Linked DNA regions of Homo sapiens: region 1 is linked to region 2. A link is a loop called in an ENCODE intact Hi-C map of the cell type or tissue named here. Cell type or tissue: mammary epithelial cell. All regions are shown on one strand.

Region 1 (8,000 bases), 63 kb after region 2:
AGGGAAGAGATGTGGGCATTTTTTAAGAGAAGCTCAATTTTCAGTAATGTGAGCCTAAAGATTTATAAAATAGATTTATATTAAATTATGTTAATAGACGCCTAGTAAATGCACCATTTAATTGCATGGAAAAAAATGTTCCCTTTTAAAAGGTCTGTCACCTTAACAGGTACATTCAAAGATTTCCTGTGAATAATGAAAATAGGAACAATTGCTTTGATGCACTGAACTGCATTCATCGTCTAGGACAGCTTTGGGCTGTGTTTGGAGAAGATGGGAGGAGCTCTTTTGAAAGGAGTGATTGCTCCTTTAAACTTGATTTCCTCTAGCAAATAGGTTCTATTGGAGTGTCATTCTCCTCCCCTCTCTCACACCCGTAAGGCTGGGCTTGAGATCATGCCCCAGAGCTCTTCTCCATGTCTCCCCTCCATGTTCAGACTGTTTTTCCTCCCCACAACCCAACACTGAGCACCTCCCCATCTCCCTCAAAGAAATCTCTCAAGGAGTGCCATTAAAAGCGAGTGGAACCTGCAGGAAAGGTATAAGTGGGAAACAAAAAGAAAAAGAAAACCTGGTTAAAAATTACTCTTTTCCACCTACATCACCACCATCAAAGGACCCTCTCTGTCTCTTTCACACACACATGTGCCTCATGCATGCACACACTACACACATGTACATACAAAGCCCCTGTTGCCCTCTGTGACTGCTTTTAGTTAGAACCACCACCTTTCTGGCAATTGTCTGACCACAGTTAGAGTGTGCCAAGCAAACTGCATTTCTAATCCTGACCAGATATAACTGGACAGAACTGGTGGGGCGTTGTGGGTTAGCGGGGTGGTGGTTGGCAATGAGGAGACGGAGGCGGAGGTCAGAAATCAAAGACTTCACATCCCCAAGTGTTTTGTCTCTCCTAAAATTATTAGATATTCTTTAGGGGAGTGGGGAAGGGACTGAGCTATGATGACCACTTCAGAATAAGGACCCTAGAGGAAAAGAGGTCTATGGGCACCAGTGTCTCCATCATGCAGGCCCACTGACACCCTAAGGATGGGCTACTGGGTCACTTTTGCTTTTGGCCTAGTTTGCTATCAGTATCAGGCCCTTGGCCTTAGGCATTTGTTGGTGGCTGAGTGGGAGAGTGAAGGGGAAAAGTCTCTGTTCCTCCTCTATGCTCTGAATGTCTGGGCTGGGCCAGGGCACATGGGTGAGAGGTCATCCTTCCTGCTCTCCACTCTGCCTTCCACCCCCAGCTCTTTTCCTGTTTAAAACTAACATGAGACTTGTTCTCAAAAAGATGGACTCAACCACACTCACAGCGGGTGCTACCCACTGATTTTCTCTTGGTGGAGCAAGTTCCTGTTTTCTAATTCTCATTCTCATTTTCATTCTCTTTCTTTCCATTCTTTCTTTCTTTCCATGACCTCTCTAAGAGGTCATGCTCTGGGGGAACATAGTTCTGTTTCTGTTTTTCAATTGGGGCATAATGGAAACTAGTATCTAGTGCTTCCCAGGTAGAGAAATTGTCAAGGGTGACCCCATACATCTTAAACTTTCCTCTTAAATGGGTGTTTGATATCAAGATTATTTAGCTGAGAATGTGAGTTTCTGAGGGTTGGCTTAAATGCTCTTAAACTAAAGTGAAACTGTTGGTCTTTAGAATCAGACCGACTCCAAAATACCAAAGCATTATTCCGATTTGAAAACTTCAAAAACATCAACTGATATTTTTTGAGGAGTGGGGATAGGGAAACATGTAAAACTTATTCTAGCATAGTAGGAGACCTCATACTCCATTCTGAAAGTGACCAAAGGAGTCCACTTTGCATCGGATGTCCTAGAAGGAAGACCTCCCTGGGAACCCTGGAGAACCTTTTCTTCTATGGAGAGTGTCCCAACATCTAAATAGGTATCGCTACGCTTTTTTTTTTTTTTTTTTTTTTTTTTTTTTGCCTCTGGGCAGAAATACTTTGTTTATTCTCCTTTCCCTAGGGAACTTCCCCAAAGATCGAAGCAAGAGGGGCTGGGGCCATCCAAGCAGATCCAAACCATCTAAACAGGGTTGGCACTGCGGCTATCTGCGGCATGGCAGAGCTGGGTCCACCGCGCGCGGTACCTGGTGTTCCAAGTGCTTGGCTCCGCAGGGCCTGGGAGCCGGGGGCCGGGAGAGGCTTAAGAGACTGTGATCGGGGCTAGTCATGGACATAGGGGAGGGCTAAACCCAAGCGCTGAGCCCCAGAGGGGCCGGGCTGGGTAGATGGAACGGGGACCAGAGGAGTCTCCCCACAGCCCAGAGGAAGCTTAGCTTTGGGCAAGAGCGCAAAGAGCTGCAGCAGGCGCTCTTTGTGCTTCTTATTTCCCCTGGTGGAAATAGTCTGCTTAAACTCCTGTTCTTTGCGCCTGCAAACTCCCGTCCTCCCACCTCTGTTCTCGCGCGCGGAGAGGCCTGCTTCTTGGGAAGAAGGGAGACAGAATCTTTTGGAAAGGCAGCCGGCCTGCGCCTCCTCCCTTTCGTGGCGGGCAGGGCGAAGAGCCCGGAGCTCTGCGCGTGAGAGACAGGAGGAAAGAGATCCAGAGGCCTGAGCTTCCCAGGCCAGGCAGTAGTGAGCCGGCTGTCTGGGACCTCTGCGCAGGACAGAGCTCAGCACATTGCACAAAGCGCCGGCAGCTCCCTTTTCAGCCTCACACAGTGCGGGCCCTCCTCCCTATGTCCCTTGACGGAACGAAGAGGGATTTTCCTTCTGAGCCTACTGTGTGTGTGTGTGTGTGTGTGTGTGTGTGTGTGTGTGTGTGTGCGCGCGCGCGCGCGCGCTAAAGACAACACTCAGGGAAAACCGTGTCCAGTTTTAGAACCCCAGCCGTACCTGGTGAGGTTCAGTCCGACCGGCCTCTAGTAACTCAGACCTAAAGCCCTTGTGTATGTGTGTTGTCATTAACTCCTGTGGCTTGAACCTATTGGGTGGCGTCTTTATAGAACCTAATCAGAAATCACACCGGTTGAGGATTAGTGGGGCTCAGCTTGCAGGGAATGAGATCTCTTCGTTTTCCTGTTTCCAGTTTCTTCACTTCTCTCCCTAAGATAACAAGCCCAGGCCGCACTGAGGAGAGAGCCAGTTGCCCTGCTGAGGGAAGAGCTAGAAATAAGTCTTCTCTGGGACCAGGCTTAAAGGAAGTGATTCTGCTAGGCTATGGGAAGGGGGGTGGGCTGGAAGGGACTAGAAGGGAGCCAAATTAACTGAATATTAGGGTGACCGGGAAAAAAAGCCCCAAAACTCAAAGCTCTAAAGGCATCTCTGGGCTGCTTTGAAAAAGTGAGATTATAAATCTTTGAACAGAATACTTCCTGTCCCTGACTTTTTGTTTTCTTAACATTGAGGGAAACCCGCTAATTCTGCTTGTAGCATCGTTATTAAGTTTCCACTGTTTGCTTCTGACCTGTTTGATGGATTGTTGCTCTTCCTAAAACTATTCTGACTCTACAAATTCCTTCACATAATTCAAGTTTTCGTACTGAGAGAAATGAGGAAGTAGAAAGAAGAAAACAAAAACTAGATGGGGGATTTTTACCCTTCCTTGCTAAATAAAGGTTTACCTGTCGTTAATGGTCAGTGTCATTCCAAATGGAGTGATTTGTCCTATCAACTGTGAGGAGGTTGCCTATTTTAAGGATGGAGAGGCACTGCCTGGTAGATGCCATCATGACTAAAGGTGTCTCCTTGGCGAAAGTTCTGTTACATAGAAAACCCATTGAGCCACAAACTCCCTCAGTCAAGAGACCCACATTACCAAGTTCTTACTCAACATTTTCCTCGAATTCCTCAGACAGCTTTTTCCTGCATATGCCTTTCTCTAGACATTGGAGGAGGGGGCAGGAGAAGATAGGGAGAGCAAACACCACAGATTTAAAATTCTGGTTTTTGTTTCATTTATTTAAATAAATATAAATATAAATTTTATATAAACCTATTCACATACAAAGGGACTTCCAGCGACTTAGATTTTAAATTCTCCCCAGGCGAAATTTCAGAAAGCAAGACCTACAAGGTCTAATTTTCTAAATTATTTTCAACTTGGGTGTTTTTGTTTGAAAACGACAACAGAAAATAATCAATAAATCCTGTGTTCTTATCGAGTTCTGAAAGAGAGTAGGGATGGGGAACTGACATGTGCTTTCAAAAACCCCATACAGTGTTAAACTTAAACCAACCCTGTTTTTCCTCTGTTATACGACAAGAATGAGTTGAATTATAGGTTATTTACATTTTTTAAAAAAATCTGTAACTTCAAGTTGGAGTCCTAGATAAACAGGTCAAGAAGGAGACGCGAAGGGTCAGGTCCCGGCTTGTCCATTCCAGAACTTCCAGGTTCGTTTCTTCTCCAGATGGGACCACTGCAATGAGCAAGGATTCTGGCCCCTGGGTGCCCCACGCCTTGGCGTTGCCTGGTCTGCCAGGAGCGGGGGATGTGAGGGAGGAGGCCCTCCCTCATAAGGGGGAAATCTCCTTGTCATCGTTGGCTGAGGCCGGCGACAGGGAGTCCTCATCCTCGGAGCGCGCGTAGTGCACCTGGCTCCCGACGCACTTGCAGCCCGCGTGACTGTTCCTCTGCGTGCCCTTCCCCTCCTTCTTGTGCTTCACTCGGCGGTTCTGAAACCAGATTTTCACCTGCTTCTCCGACAGGTTCAGGTAAGTGGCGATTTCAATCCTCCGGAGTCGAGACAGGTACATGTTGGAAGAGAATTCTCTCTCCAGCTCCAGGAGTTGCGTGCTAGTGAACGCCGTCCTCATCCTCTTGCCATTGGGTACCTGGCTGGCGTCAGAGCCTCCTGCGGACCGGCGAAGAGAGGGTAGAGAGGTAAGGCTCGGGCAAGGTGCTCCCACCCCATGTGCTAACCAGGACGCATTTCAGGGACCCACCCGGGGAAGCCCAGCCGAACATCTGTATCCCTTTCCCATTTCAAGGCACGTGGTTGCTTAGCGGGGAAGAAAAGAGACGTGCAAAGCAAATAAAGGTCTTCGATGCGCAGGATGCGAAGTCACAGGATTAAAGAGGGATGGGGGCTTGCACTATCTGATCGCCTCCCTTTGAGCCAAGCGGAGAAGCGCGCAGGCTTAGCCAAAAACGTCAAGACGCTTTAGCCGCCCCGACGCGGGGATGCCACACAGGTTCAAACACACCCACCCCAAATCCCAAGCAGTTAACCTCTGGTTTATCCGCCGTGACGTTCGAGGTCCCTAAGGCCCCAGTATTAATAAGGCAATACTCGAGCACCTACTACTAGGAGTAAAACGCACCAGGCTGAGTGGAGAAGCTGGCAAACTAACTTCCACTTTCGTGGAACTTCTGTGGCTGACTCTACGGTTACACTAAAAGCCCGTCCTCTCTCTTCACCCTGTCCCCGGGCTCCCACTTCCTCCACTGGAGGTGGAAAGTTTGCTCCAGGAGCGCGAAAGGCGCGGAGCGCAGGTGCCCCAAGACCCCGCCCTACCCATGGTGAGGCAGTGGAATCTCCGCGGGTCCGCCACGTTGTAGGTGGTGGCGGTGCAGACAGGTGCGTGGTGCTGCGGGTGCCCCAAGGCCGCCGCGGCCGCCGCCGCCGCTGCTGCTGCTGCCGCCGCCGCGGCCGAGCCAGGCTGCTGGGGCTGATGATGGTGATGGTGGTGCTGCGGCGGGTGGTGGTGATGATGCGCATGGTTCACCCGCGGGCAAAACTGCGCGTCCCCAGGAGCCGAAGAGAACTGGCCCTTAAGCAGAGGCAGTGCCCCTGCGGCCCCTGCCACCCCACTGCCTCCGGCCCCGGTAACCCCGGCCCCTGCGCCCCCGCTGCCGGCGCCCACAGACCCCCGAGAGGAGTGCAGGTGCGAAGTGACGCAGAGAGGGCACACGCAGAACGCGCCGCTCTTGCGGGACGGGCAGCCGGGGCCGGACACGGACATCACCAATGGGGGCGGCATGCCAAGCGGGATGAAGAAATCCGGCCCGGGGTGCGGTTCAGGCAGCGAGGGCGCAGGCCGTGAGGTGTCCTTGATGATGAGCGAGTCGACATAGAAGGAGCGCGACATGTCGAGAGGGGTGGGTGGCTGGAAGCCCCGGCAGTTCGCGGCGACCCCTCTCCTCTAGTGTTCTAAGCTCTGCCCTGGGAGCCGCGCAGACACGGGCAGTCAAGCCCTTGGGGACGCAGAGGTGTTGGCGTCTGGGCTGGGAACAAAGGGGTCCCCGGAGAGGGCTGGTCCTCACGTCCCCCGCCCGGCGCCCCGGCTCGGGTATTTTATAGCCCCCCACCCTGGCACGTGATGCTGCGGAGTACCGCTCGGCTCAGGCTCCTCGGCAGCTCCGCACCCTCGGGATAGGCTGCCCGAGTCACAACAGAAGCCGCGAGGAGGGGCGGGCGCGCGGCGGGGAAGAACTCGGGGGAGGGGGATGGGGGAGACTTTGCAAAGTGTAGGTTTTGTTAATTTCCCGGGGAGGCCGGCCTCCTCCCCCTCTTTCTCCACGCTTTACTGAGAAATCACAGCGCTGCATCCTCCATCCCACCCCCTCTCGCTACCCTGGCCGCAGCCCAACTCTTCCCCACGCCCCACCGCAAAGCGTACCAGGTGGGGACTTGGAGGCTTATTTAATAGGAATGCTCAGTGTTTCCAGCTCCTCTGTGGTAGGGGTGGCTGCGGCGCGGTGAAGTGTGAGGCCTGCGGTTTGGAGCAGGATTGTGCGGGCGACGGACTGGCAGTCGTCCAGTCCCTGAGCGCAGCTCTGGCCACGGTTACACCTACCCCTGTCCACAGCTTTTGGACTTGGCAGAGGTCATTCAGGTGGTTAGTTCAGGACTGTCCGGCGCAGAACTGTGAGGCCTCCCAGCTAAGAAACCGTCAAGCTTTTCATGCTGATGTTCGACAAGGTCTGAAGTGTCTTTGTACTTGGGGCCCTCCTGGGGCCACTCAGACCAACGACCCTTCCTTGTTTCCCTTTCTGATCGGCACCTCCCACTTCCGCAGAGAGAGAGAGATGTTGAAGAGTCACCCTTTTCTTTCTCCAAGTAGTAACACCATGGCATTCCAGGGCAATCCTACAAACTCCATCCTGAAGATTTTGGAGGGAGGACCTCAAACACCAAGCCCTCCTAAAGACGCAGCAGGGATTAGATAGACCTTCGCTCTGGGTCTGAGGATTTCCTGTCCCTCATTTTTACCAATCATGGGCAGCTTAGCAAGGCTAACCAGGAAGCACTCTTTCCTCTGCATCTTAAGAACCTAAAAAGGATGAAGAGGATTCAGCCATCCAGGGAATCTTGCCTCTGATTGGCAGAAGTGGCTTTGTAAGGGAACTCTCTCTGGTCCATGGAAGTCTTGCACACCCCTTACTGCCCGAGAGAGGGTGGCTGCCAAACTATTGGGACTATTTATCTTCGGAGAAGGCAAGGCAGCAGAGGTGGCCATTTTCTCTCTTCATTTCCCCCTGCAGAAAAGCGGGCTGGGGCCATGTGGTTGGGCAATAGTTAGAAGTCTGATCCTTTTTCCAGAGCAGCTAACTTCAATCCTGAGTTCATGATGGTGCTAAGAAACTTAGAGACAGGACTCCCTCCACCTGAGAGAACAAGGTGCCCAAATCCAGGAGAGCACTAGCTAGAGGCACGGCTCTATCTTTCCATCCTCTGTCTTCCCCTCTCCATCTCTGTGACAGTCTCTCTTGCCTGCTAGAGAAGTGTAATTGGGTTGTAGGGATGCCCGGCTCTGGGGAGCCCAGGATTTATGGATGGCAATTAAAGTTTTATGAATTGCAGCTGAGGCTGGTTATTGAGCTATTTGAATGTGATTAGAATTCAATTAGAAAGCGGTTAGTGGACGGTGGGTCTCTGGAGTGTAAACAGACAGCTATTCCAGAAATGTGCTAATCCAACATCTTGTGACAACAATTAAGGAGTCTCAGGGCTTAACATGGGGCAGCTCAGCTGTAACTACTTTTGTACCACAAGGTCTGCAGACGCTCAGGCTCACCCCAGCCCG
Region 2 (8,000 bases):
AGAGCAAGACTCTGTCTCAGAAAAAAAAAAAAAAAAGGGTAATAATAATACCTACCTCTAGAAGACTGTGAGAAGTAAATGTCAAGTGCTTAGAACAGTGAACAGTACCTGGCACAGAGAAAAATACTAAGTAAGTGTCTGTTGAATGAATGGATGAATGAACAAATACATAGATAATATGGGCAGAGGCTTCCAAATGTAAATGGATGAAGCCTTAAGAAAGTCTCAGAATGACTCTGGACTAACGGGAGTTTAGGGATGGGAGCAAATGGAAAAGGAAGTAACTAAACAGCTGAGCTGAGTCATTAAAGCATTCTAGGGTCATTCTAGAAATTGCATCCAAGTCTTAACAGTCTTACTGCTTCCCCGTTGCCCTCTCTAATCCATTTTCTGGTCTGCAGTCACATCATCTTTAAAACATAGGTCAGATTATGTCATCTCAATGAATTCCCATAAAACTTGAGGGAAAAAATCCAAACTATGGGCCATATGAGGCACCAAATAAAAGACTGTAAACTAGTGACCCCCCCCAAGTCATAAAGAGTTCACAAATGGAGTTAAATACTCAGTTTGGGTTTTTTTGTTTTTGTTTTTTTTCAAGGCAGGGTCTCACTCTGTCACCCATGCTTGAGTGCAGTGGCGCCATCATAGCTTACTGCAGCCTCAACCTTTCCGGCTCAAGCAATCCTCCCACCTCATCCTCCCAAGTAGCTGCAGCCACAGACACATGCCACCACACCTGGCTAATTTCTGTATTTTTTGTAGAGACGGGGTTTTGCCATGTAGCCCAGGCTAATTTTTTTTTTTTTGAGGTGGAGTCTTGCCCTGTCACCCCAGGTTCAACTGATTCTCCTGCCTCAGCCTCCCGAGTAGCTGGGATTACTGGTGCACACCACCACGCCCGGCTAGTTTTTTGTACCTTTAGTAGAGATGGGGTTTCACCATGCTGGCCAGGCAGGTCCTGACCTCATGATCTGCCTGCCTTGGCCTCCCAAAGTGCCGGGATTACAGGCGTGAGCCACGACGCCTGGCCACCCAGGCTAATCTTGAACTCTTGAACTCTTGAACTCAAGGGATCCACCCGCCTCTGCCTCCCAAAGTGCTGAGATTACAGGCGTGAGCCACTGGGCCCTGTCAATTTACTCAGTTTTTTTTTTTTTAATCTTTCCAAATAAGTGACCAAAATTTAAAAATTGGGAGAGTTCATGTTAAAAAGTGGGTTTATGGCTTCTCCTGAAACCCTATGAGACAAGTATTATGTTTAACCTCCATTTTATAGATGAGACAACTGAAAAATTGAACTCGAAGCTTACATGAAATCACAGCGTTAGCAGAGGCAGAGTGGAGACTTGAACCAGGTCAATCTGGTTCCTGAGTCTGTACTCTTTAACTCCCATGTCATATCCCTGCCAGTTAGATGGGGTTAGTGCTCTCCAGCCCTCCTCTCTCCCTGTCCCCCCATCCTGGGACCCTCTCATACACACAGTTCTCTCTTTCCTGGGACACTCCCTCTACTCTAAGGCTGCCTGGCTCTTCCTCATCTTTCTGCCAACTTTAATGTCACCTCCTTGGAACACACTTCTCTGGGCAAACACAGAGAGTCCTACCTAATTTTTCTCTGTTGCTGACATTTGTGCTTCCTTGATAAAACCTATCACTGTTTCTAATTAATTCTTGTTTGTGACTCTATTTTATCTGTGTCGGCTCCAAAAAGGTAAACACCATTCCTGTGATTGCTATGGTTTGAATGTGTCCCTCCAAAATTCATGTTGGAACTTAACCCCTAAGGCAATGACATCAATAGGTGGGGCTTGGGCCAGGCTTGGTGGCACATGCCAGTAATTCCAGCATTTTTTGGGAGGCCAAGGTGGAAGGTTTGCTTGAGCCCAGGAGTTCAAGACCAGCCTGGGCAACATAGTGAGACCCCCATCTCTACAAAAACAATTTTTTTAAATTAGCCAGGTATAATGGTGCACATCTGTAGTCCCAGCTACTCAGGAAATTGAGGTAAGAGGATCGTTTCGGTTTGAGACTGCGGTGAGCCATGATCATGCCACTGCATTCCAGCCTGGTTGACAGAATGAGACCCTGTCTCAAAAAAAAAAAAAAGAGGTGGGGCTTTGGGGAGGTGATTAGGTCATGAGGGCTCTATGAATAGGATAAATCTCCTTATAAAAAAAGCTCAAGTGAGTTGCAGAGCCCCTTTTTTGTCCTTCCACCATGTGCAGACATGGTATTCATCCCCTCTGGAAGATACGGCAACAAGGCACCATCCGAAAGCAGAGAGCAGCCCTCGCCAGGCACTGACCCTGCCAGCACCTTAATCTTGGACTTCTCAGCCTCTAGAACTGTAAGAAATAAATTTCTCTTGTTTATAAATTACCTAGTTTTGGATATTTTGTTATAGCAGCACAAATGGACTAACAGTGATTTACTCTGAGCCTCTGGCAGACAATAGACCTTCAACAAGTAACTGTTGAATAAAGCAATAAATGGTCTCATTTAACTGGATGTACAGGTGAGGAATATCATAGATGCAGCGTTAAAGAGCTGGGATGTCATCCCATTAGGGGCAGATTCTCAAGACTAGTTTTTCCCCTTTCCTAATTAACTGAACTCTAGGCAAAAGTCCTCAGAGGCAGGAAAGGGTTTTCCTTCTTTAACACATGAAATCAGCGACATCCAGCAGGCTTTGAGGTATGGACCTTATGAGAAGGGAAGAGAAATGAAAATATCTACATATAAGATTCCCACTTGCCTATGATTTGAATGTGTGTTTTTCTCCAAAATTCATGTTGGAACCTAACACCCAATGTGATAACAGTAAGAGGTGGGGGCCTTTTGGGAAGCAATTAAGTCATAAGCACTCCATCCTTAGGAATGAGATTAGTGTTCTTATAAAAAAGGTTGAAGACAGCATCTTAGTCTCTTTTATCCTACAATCCTTTCCACCAGGTAAGAACATAGCGTTCATCCTCTCTGGAGGATATAGCAACAAGGCGCTATCTTGGAAACAGACAGTGGGTCCCCACCAGACACCAAATGTGTCTGAGCCTTGAACTTGGACTCCCCAGTCTCCAAAACTAGGAGAAATAAATTTCTAATATTTATAATTACTCAGTCTGTGGCATTTTATTACAGCAGCAGGAATGCACTAAGACACGTCCCCCCATCAAAAATAACATAATCTTTAAAAGTTTTACCATCTTTTCTTTTGAGTACTGGGTGTTACCTGAATAGTATCCTCTTTTTATTCTATTTTTATTTTATGTATTTATTTTTATGTATTTTTTTTTTTGAGACAGGATCTCTTTTTGTCACTCAGGCTGGAGTGCGGTGAACAATCATAGCTCACTGCAGCCTCCAACTCCTGGCCTCAAGCAATCCTCCCACCTTAACCTCCCAAGTAGCTAGGATCACAGGCACATGCCACCATCCCTGGCTATTTTGTGTGTGTGTGTGTATTTTTTGTAGAGATGAGGTTTCACCATGTTGCCCAGGCTGGTCTTGAACTCCTGGGCTCAAGAGAATCACCCAAAGTGCTAGGATTACAGGCATAAGCCACTGTGCCTGGCCTTGAATACTATCACTTTATTCTCCAGACATCCATTCTTCACCAATCATCCAGGCTTTGGGAAGTAGACCATGTACTGCAGCAATTTCCTGACTCCTGGAACACCGTCTTCAAGGTAGGGGTCTATATGTACCCATTGTAAATTTGAATTGCAAAAAAAATTCTAATTCATTAGGGCCTGACAATTTTTCCTAACATTCGGTAGTTTAAAAACATCCACACATGTGAATACTGCAGACAAATTCATGAAAAGACTAATGGTTTCTCTAGAGTGACAGAAAAATCAATTGTGAAAATCATGAGTTATCACCTACAAGGAATTTATGTGATTCTTTAGGGGATCATTGGTCAATGTGGAAATGTCAAGTATAAGCCCTTTTCAGTTCCCCTAGGTAAGGTTAGCTATTCTTTTTCTGTCTGTGGCTCCACTAAAGCCATTATCATATTGAATTGCAATAATTTGCCTTTGTGTCTATATCCCCATGTGAGCAACTTAAAAGCAGTGAGCACACCACAAACCAATTTGTAACCCCAGCAGAGGGCCAAAAACATTCCAGAGGTACTCAGTCACTATGGAATGAATAAGTAAATGACATAGTCCCTGACTCCAGGAATGTACAATCTAGCTGGAAACTAAGACATAGAAAAGTGGAAAAATAATTCCAAGACAGTTATTTGCTAAGAAGTAAAAGAGAGATTTACAATAATTACTAAAGAGAGAAAAGAGAGACATCAGTGTGTGCTGCAATCCACAGGAAGATGTGTAGGAGGAGATAGTGAAGAGAGAGAGAAAGGCTGTCCAGATATAGGAAATCGCATGGCCAAGATATTCAGGCAGGAAAACACAAGGCATTTAATGAGTTTAATAGATACAGATGGAGTGGAGTGGATGGTTGACTCTGTTGAGATTAATCAACTGATATGGAAACTAAAAATGTCGGCTAGTGCTGTGGTTTGAATATTTGCATCCCTCCAAAATTCATGTCAAAATGTAATCTCCGGCTGGGTGCGGTGGCTCATGCCTGTAATCCCAACACTTTCCAAGGCTGAGGCAGGTGAATCATTTGAGGTCAGGAGTTCATGACCAGCTTGACCAACATGGTGAGACCCCTGTCTCTACTGAAAATACAAAACTTAGCCAGCCGTGGTGGCATGCACCTGTAATCCCAGCTACTCGGGAGGCTGAGGTAGGAGAATCGCTTGAAACGGGAGGCAGAGGTTGCAGTGAGCTGAGATCGTGCCATTGTACTCCAGCCTGGGCAACAAGAGTGAAACTCCAGGTTGAAAAAAAAAAAAATTAATCCTCATCGTGGTGGTATTAAGAGGTGGGGCATTTGGGAAAGTGATTAACTCTCAAACAATGGAATTAATAATGGCCTTTTACAAGTCCATTAGAGAGCTTCCTGGCCTTTCCATCTCTTCTGCCATGTGATGGCACAGCATTTGTTCCCACTTTTGCCCTTCTGCCATGTGAGGACACAGAGTTTGCCCCTTCCACCGTGTGAGGACACAGCAAGAGATGTCATCTATGAACCAGAGGGTAAGCCTTTACCAGACTCAAATCTGCTAGTGCCTTGATCGGGGACTTCCCAGCCTTCAGAACTGTGGAAAAATACGTTTCTCTTATTTATAATTTACCCAGTCTAAGATATTTTGTTATAGTATTCCAAACAAACTAAGAGTAAGGAATAGATCAAGAGGGCCTCTGACATTTAGCTAAGAATTTTAGAAATTATTTAATAAGCTAGAGGGTATTGGAAAGGAAAGTGACAGAAGATATTTTAAGTTTAGTTTAGCAAGATAGAACAGTATGAATTGGAGGTAGAGGTAAAAATATTAAGAGTCTAAGTTGGAATAATGACAATAAAAGAGATGAAAAGTAAAAGCTACCTTATATTTCTTAAGCCTGAGTTACTGAGGAGTAGGAGTTTCATACAGAAGGACTGATCAGCCATAGCACAACTAAGAAAAGTATCCACTACAGCTGGAAGTGTGGAGATGGAGCTTAGAAGAGAAGTCTTTATACGAGATGTTAGAAAAGAAACTTTGGCCAGGCACAGTGGCTCACGCCTGTAATCCCAGCACTTTAGGAGGCCGAGACGTGCGGATCACTTGAGGTCAGGAATTCAAGATCAGCCTGGCCAACATGATGAAACTCCATCTCTACTAAAAATATAAAAATTAGCAGGGCATGGTGGCAGGCGCCTGTAATCCCAGCTACTCTGGAGGCTGAGGCAGGAAAATCACTTGAACTCGGGAGGTGGAAGTTGCAGTGAGCCGAGATCATGCCACTGCACTCCAGCTTGGGCAACCGAGTGAGACACCATCTCAAAAATAAATAAATAAATAAAATAAAAATACAAAAGTTAGCCAGATATGGTGGTACCCACCTGTAATCCCAACTACTTGGGAGGCTGAGGCAGGAGAATCACTTGAATCCGGGAGGCAGAAGTTGCAGTGAACTGAGATCACGCCACTGCCCTCCAGCCTAGGTGACAGAGTGAGACCTTATCTGAAAAAAAAAAAAAAATCATAGAGTCAAAAAGTGGAATGGTGGTTGCCAGGGGCTTGGAGAAGGAAGGAATGGGAAGTTACTGTTTAATGGGATGGAGTTTCAGTTTGGGAAGATAAAAGTTCTGGAGATGTGTGATGGTGGTGATGGTTGCACAATAATGTCACTGAAATGTATGCTTAAAATGGCTAAAATAGTACATTTTATGTTATATATAAAATACACAATGTTACATATAAGAACACAAACATAGTAAGATGATAGTTCTACCAACCATCTTTATGAAAGGAATCATTGATCCCACGGGAGAGGTGAGAGCTCTGAGGAAGAAAATTAGGAGCAAGAAAAGGACAGAGTCTTAGGGATGCCCACATTGAGGGGAAGGAGAAGGAAGTGGGGTTTAGTCAAACCTTCCAAGATTTGACATCCCTACCAATCAAAGTTCTACCCTACAAGTTAAGAGGAAAATCTGAGTCCTATTGATTATTCCTGAGATGTCCAGTGAAGCACTGAAATGCAAAATTGCTGTGGGATGGAAAAGGATGGTAGTGATTTTAAACTACTTTCCAAGTTGTTAGAGTGGCAAGCTATGAATATGTTTTGAACAAATACCAGTAGCTACTTGGCAAGAAAGGAGTTATTAATGGTCACTGGCTTCTAGACAGTTTTTCTTGCAGAACTTGGAGAGAAAAATAAATACATCATGAAACATATTCATTTCAGTCAGTTGTAAATTTGTGGTTCTGTGCATGAGGGAGGTAGAAAAGGATGAGTATATGTATAGATGTGAAGAGGAATATAAGACAAGGGATGATTTTAGGCTTTAATTACAAAATAAAACACCCAGCACCCATGATTATGTTTATTTAGAAAAAGTTTGTCTAGGGAAGCAGGAGTATTAAAATGGTTTAGTTCAGTTTTCAGCAAGAAAAGCTGGTTCTTTGTCACTCCAACCAGGTAGGCAGCTAAAACAATAGGCCTCTATAAATAGCAAATAAGGCTTTCATATGAAAAGATGAAAAAATTGTCAATTTAAAATACAACAAATTTTTCCTGGAAAACATACTCATAGCTGTATTCTCTGGCAGATCCTATTGCTAGAGAAGCAAGTTGTAGGGAGAAAATGGTTGTGTTTCTCCAAGAATACAGGGCAAAATTCGTATATGTTTGTGTGATAAAAACATTAGAACTTGTATGTTTGAGTTGTTTTGTCTATTTCCTTAATTATCTGGAGATAATACTAATACATCTGTCTTTGCAGTGGAAAATCTACACTTAGACATAACTGTCCTCTAAAATTAATCCACCATGTCTCATTCTACTGGATGAACTGTTTTTATATTTTCTTTTCTTTCTTTCTTTTTTTTTTTTCTTTTTTTGAGATGGCATCTCACTCTGTCAACCAGGCTGGAGTGAAGTGGCACAATCTCGGCTCACTGCAACCTCTGCCTCCCAGGTTCAAACGATTCTCCTGCCTCAGCCTCCCAAGTAGCTGGGAATACAGGTGCCCACGACCATGCCTGGATAATTTTTTTGTATTTTTAGTAGAGATGGGGTTTTACCATGTTGGCCAGGCTGGTTTCAAACTCCTGACCTCAAGTGATCCACCCACCTCGGGCTGCCAAAGTGTTCGGATTACAGGCATGATCCTAGCCCTTTCTAACTTTGGCAAAATATCTGATTAAAACATCTTATAATAAACTGGCAATCAAATTTAAAATTGTATTAACTTTTAAGAATTGATTTTTCTTAGCTTCAGGAAGTCCTCTTTTCTTTTTATTTATTTTTAGTTACTTTACTTATTTATTTATTTTGATACAGTCTTGCTCTGTCGCACAGGCTCCTGGAGTGCAGTGGCGCGATCTCGGCTCACTGCAACCTCTGCCTCCGAGGCTCAAGTGATTCTCATGCCTC

The links. A loop is a pair of places that touch in the nucleus more often than their neighbours do. Peaks named below come from ENCODE experiments on the same cell type or tissue, not always from the same donor. Only the 100,000 strongest peaks of a DNase experiment are listed, where the experiment ranks them.
Region 1: a loop joins it to region 2, with 3 times the contacts of the local background. A loop is called at or near these places in 4 of 110 quality-filtered maps.

What each region holds. Positions count from the first base shown.
Region 1 is chr4:54,098,407-54,106,406 of GRCh38, reverse strand. GSX2 (GS homeobox 2) reads right to left here and starts at 6,244. Exons shown (of 2, transcript NM_133267.3): 1 at 5,489-6,244; 2 at 3,909-4,825. The coding sequence starts at 6,062. The coding sequence ends at 4,485. RefSeq lists enhancers at 1,646-2,420, 2,421-3,196, 4,028-4,817, 4,818-5,609, 5,610-6,400. In mammary epithelial cell, no CTCF peak of the experiment used is centred here; no DNase peak of the experiment used is centred here; H3K4me3 peaks cover 1,260 bases; H3K27me3 peaks cover 2,396 bases.
Region 2 is chr4:54,161,726-54,169,725 of GRCh38, reverse strand. No RefSeq gene overlaps it. Among named protein-coding and RNA genes, the nearest start is that of PDGFRA, 64 kb to the left of the region's middle. In mammary epithelial cell, a CTCF peak has its summit at 4,106; a DNase peak (open chromatin) is centred at 4,115; H3K27ac peaks cover 468 bases.